Linked DNA regions of Homo sapiens: region 2 is linked to region 1. A link is a loop called in an ENCODE intact Hi-C map of the cell type or tissue named here. Cell type or tissue: psoas muscle. All regions are shown on one strand.

Region 1 (2,500 bases):
CTTGGCCTCCCAAAGTGCTGGGATTACAGGCGTGAGACACCTCACCCGGCCTTATTTAATCCTTTTTATAGAAGGATAATGCTTGAGACCTTCAGAAATGATCAAATGATGATTTGCCATATCTTCTTTCACATTTAGGTTAAACACTGTCCTGGGAACAACTCTAATTGGGGATGAAAGAAGAATAGAAAAGGACAATATAACTTATGCTAGGTTATTAAAACTTAGTGGGAAGTAACCAAGTATCTTGAATAATGTGTCTAAAATAGATCTCTATGGTTTTGCCCCAAACCTGCTCCTTCTCCAATAGTCACCTCTTTTTAATACATGGTACTGGTATTCGCCCAGTTACTCAAACCAAAAACTAGAGAGCCACCCTGGGCTCTTCCTCTCCCTCCACTCCCAAATTCAGTCCATCTGTAAGTCCTGTTAGTTTGTCTTCCAAAAAAATTCCCACATTCTTCCACTTTGCTTCTTTTTTTGTCCTCTGTGGTCCCCTGGTCCAAGCCCCTGTCATCTGTCACATGATCAGCACAGTGACTTCTGACCAGCCTCCCCCTTTCCCCCTCACTACAGTCCATTTTCTCCATGGCAGCCAAATTTAAAGATCACACGTGTCATACCCCTGCAAAAAAGCATCCTTTCTCGCAGAACAAAATCCAAACTCCTTTTGGGGAACCTGGAGTACCTACTTGCTCTAGGCACTGTGCACCTGAAGCCCTTTTTCTCCCTGTCTCTCCCTTGCTTTCTCTTCTGGCTGTGTGGCCCCCGGGCTCTGCAGATGCTCCTTGTGCATGGCAGGGTCTTCTCCAAGGACCTTCATGTGATTCCCCCATTCACATCATTCAAGTCTGCCCGAATTCTTTCTCCCCAGCAAGGCTTTCCCTCACTGTCCTATCCAAAAGGGCACCTTGCCCTTCATCTCCTTTCCCTGCCTTCTTCTTCCATACAGACCTCCTCACCCTGCAATTATGTTGTATCGTTCAACTTGTTTGTTTCTGCCTGAACTGTCTCTGTCTCTAGAATGGAATCTCCTCAAGCAGGGATGTGGTCTTTCTTGTAATCCACTAAGAGTTCAGCTCCAAGAGCAATTCTTCACATACGGAAGGTACTCAAGGAATATTTATAGAATAAATGAATGGTCTCATCTTAATCTTTTCTTCTCCTATGAGAGAGAACATTTTGGGAGTGAGGATCAATGTTAGACGTGATTAAGAGCCCTAGAGAATAAGAAGTTATAATAACATGCAGCAGATGCAAGAAAAAGCAAATTGCATTTTTGCCATGGATTGCTGTGGATATATCCAAGTGCTGCACATAGATATTTGGGCTGTAGATTTATGTGGCGTAGAGAGATGCTCACCCCAAAAGACACTGCACTAAATGCTGTGCAGGCTCACTATAATCAGTAAGTGCTTATCGCCCCCTTCAGGTGCTTATCTTCTTGAGAACAGAGACAGTGACTCATGTTATATTTTATTATAGTAATTTGCAAATAGCAGGTAATACATAAATATTTGCTAAATTGAATGACATTGATCCTTTCCACATCTGGAATGAATTTTTAGGTTCTGGTGTGCGTGTGTGTGTGTGTGCGTGTGTGTGTGTGTGTTTACATTCAAAATATCTATTTTGAAGTGATCAGATCTGGGGGCCTTGTTACTTCTTCCTAAGTCGATTTATCACAATTCCAATGAAAATACCACCAAACTTTCCTATGGAGCCAAACAAATTAATACTAAAGTTTATATTTTAAAAATAAGCAAGAATAGTCGAGAAACCAATAAAAAAGAAAAACTTTTAGCAGGGAGTAGCCTGCCACATATTAAAATATTCTATAAAGCCCCTAATAATTAAAACATTTCCTGTTCTTGGATAGGATGACTAAGCAGCACAAAGATGTCAGTTGTCCAAGTCAATTTATTAACGATCATAATCCCAATAAAAATAGCAGCTAGCTTTTTAAATGAAGCCATACAAGTTGATACTAAAGTTTATATGGAGAAACATGTAAAAATAGCCAGGGAAACATTTAAAAACACACAAAACTTTGAAGTAGACTAACAGATATTAAAACACACTATAAAGCCTTTTATAATTAACACACAGTGGTACTGTCCCATGACTAGACAAGTAGACTAATGCAGCAGAATAAAAAGTCCAGAAATAGAAAGAAACACATATGGTAATTGACTATATGAAGAACTGGCATCTCAAACCATTGGGTCAAAGATAAACTTTTGTTATTATTTTTTAAAATCTACCAGTTATCCTCAAGTTCTACAAAGATAAGCTTTTAAATAAACGGTTCTGGGACAGATGGTACATTTGGAAAAAGATAAAATTAAATTCATACGTCACACCATATTGAAGAATAAATTCAAAGTAGGAATCTAAATGTAAAATACAAAATCACACAAGTGCTAGAAGAAAACATGGGTGAATTCTTCTTTAACCTTGATATAGAGAAAGCCTCAAAATCTAGAGGCAATAAAAGAAA
Region 2 (2,500 bases), 1.4 Mb before region 1:
GCAAAAACTAGGAATATAACAAAGTTATTCAAATATTCTAATATTAAAAATCTTCTTTGTCTTTCTGATGGTTTCATTTGTAGAAATAACTCTAAACATCTGGATGGGTCACCAAAAGGTGTTGTGGCCTCTTAGTTCTACTTTGAAATTAAAGGCCCTTTTTAGAGGAAAAAAATATCTGAAGTCCAACCCTCACCCCTCCTCCTGCCTTGTCTAGGATCTTCAGCATTAGAAAGATTGCTGGCCGGTTACCATAACACCCAGGGCCCTTGGTGGCTGCTCTGTGGGATCAGCCAATCCTCGCAGCCACTCACCTGGCCTGCGCATGGTGAGGCACACCCTTTGGATTCACCTGGTCCAGCAGCTGCTGCCTTCTCGCTGCTTCTTTCTTCCTACAGCGCCCCTGAAGAAGGTTGTTTCTGAGGGTCCTGAAGAGAAGTTTTGTATTCTGCATTGCTGACATCTGCTGAAAGGGCCAACATTTTTAAAAAGCGTCAGATCAGTCTACGTGTGGTCTTCCTTCCTTACTTGGATGGACTGGCCACCATGAAAGTTTTTGGAATTATTTCTCTTAAGTCCTCAGAAAAATAATCTTACCTCCTTCTTGTCCCTGAATTTCTTCACATTCTCATAGAAATAGCATAAGTCTCCAAATTAAACACCCCAAACCCCCTCAATAAGTCCTCTTCCTTAGAGTAACCCCGTCATTTGGCATTCTACACCTAGAGGAGGGCATCAAAGAGGACTAAGCCTGTGGTTGCTCACATTTAGGGTTGTGGATGCCTTTGAGAATTGGATGATAACTCATGGATTTATTTCCAGCGAAATACTCACACATTCCATTCTGCATACAATTTCAGTGGACTCACAGGCTCACCCGAAATCCATTTATTTCACCCCAAGTTAAGAACTTCTACCAAATGCAAAGAAGGAATGAGATGTCTCATTTCAAGGGTTTCAGCACTTGAAATTTAAAGCGTAATAACAAAGTGGCCACATGGTGTCACTCTAACATCAACAAATCCAAGACTTTTAGCACTAGGAAGGTAGATCCTAGGCCTGTGAACCTGAGGACCTGGGTAAGGCAATGCCCACTGGAAATTATTTGGCAAGATTCAGGCACTTGACTTTTGCAGGCCATTCATGTAAAGGAGAGAAGGAGGGAAAACTATCCTTGGCAAAGTTAATTAGTCAACATCCTTCGCTATTGTGGTATTTGAGGAGGTTGCCATCTGTGTGAAGAAACTTACTCACTGGAATTTAGTAATGAAAAGAAAATGTTCTTTCTGGGAAAAAATAGAATGCTTTTTTCTAAAATGTACTATGCTGTTTCTCTTCTTACAAAGAACTGAATTCACTTGCTAGGTATTTATAATTTTAAAAAATTTGAAAGGCAGCTGTGAAGTTTTAGTTGTATACTTTTTCAGTCAACATTGAGATAATAATCTTTCTTTTTTCCTAAAGAAGAAATATTTGAAATTTAGGGTTCAGGAAAAGACATGTTAAAAAAGAAAAATTCTCCAAAAATATGTTAGTAACTAGAAGTCTTGCTGCATCATTTTTGCCATATCAGAGCCCTTCTCTTTTCCATCTGTACCCATTTCCAGTGCTGCTCCCTGTAACTCTTCACTGACATTTTCTATTCCAGAGTATCTGATCAATCACTTCAGACTGAACTCTGGCCTGTTCTTGTGGCCAAAAACTTCCACTGAGACATACAATGTGAAGAAATCATACTTACGTTGGGAGATATTCAAGGTGGAGTTTGCCACTTGCTTAGTCTTAAATATTGCAATGTATGACAGGAGCAGAATCTGTGGTTTCACTGGAGGGAAGGTTTTTTCATGGCTATAGCTTATACTGAATTGATTAATGAATAGTTTGGTATGTGACATTAAATGTTACCTGAATGCAGTGCTCAATGACAGGATGAGACTTCTGATGGGACTTGCTGTGAAGACCAGATAAGAAACACATCTGGCAGATGTCAAAGTTGAGACACTTCAGACAGCGGTATCTGCCAGTTAAAATAGAAGCACAGCTTACGTCACTAGTAGATGAGAAAAAAAAAAAAAAAAGAATATCCAGGTAGAGAATGAGCAACCCAAAATATACAGAAGATGTCTGAGCTGCCAAATCAGTGTAAAGTTTCTCCCAAACTATAGGATTATTAAATGACTCTAATGCGTTTGTTTACTCAAATACATCTTCATATGATAGTATTTTCAAATGGCATTATATTAATGCCATATACGCTATGGTATAGAAGTCTGATTTATTTCCCAAAATACGAAGTGCCTTCTATATGCAGGGTGCTGTGTGCTACAACCTTTAGGATAAACCCTTAAATCTGCAGCTGCGTTTTGTGCAGCTGCACAATGCACTCAAATTCTTTGAATTTAATAGCTAATTTAAAAATAGATTTCAATAAAATCAAATTTTGGCTTGTCTTAAACTTTTGCAGGGTATGATAATATTGGGCCTGTATTCCTGAGTGGTG

Evidence for each region. A loop is a pair of places that touch in the nucleus more often than their neighbours do. Peaks named below come from ENCODE experiments on the same cell type or tissue, not always from the same donor. Only the 100,000 strongest peaks of a DNase experiment are listed, where the experiment ranks them.
Region 2: it touches region 1 in a loop (4-fold over the local background); 16 of 110 quality-filtered maps call a loop at or near these places.

Annotation. Positions count from the first base shown.
Region 1 is chr2:208,060,867-208,063,366 of GRCh38, forward strand. No RefSeq gene overlaps it. Among named protein-coding and RNA genes, the nearest start is that of PLEKHM3, 37 kb to the left of the region's middle. In psoas muscle, a CTCF peak has its summit at 1,442 (motif pointing left); no DNase peak of the experiment used is centred here.
Region 2 is chr2:206,692,861-206,695,360 of GRCh38, forward strand. It overlaps DYTN (dystrotelin), which reads right to left. Exons shown (of 12, transcript NM_001093730.1): 8 at 1,906-2,017; 9 at 315-463. Among named protein-coding and RNA genes, the nearest start is that of DYTN, 24 kb to the right of the region's middle. In psoas muscle, a CTCF peak has its summit at 991 (motif pointing right); no DNase peak of the experiment used is centred here.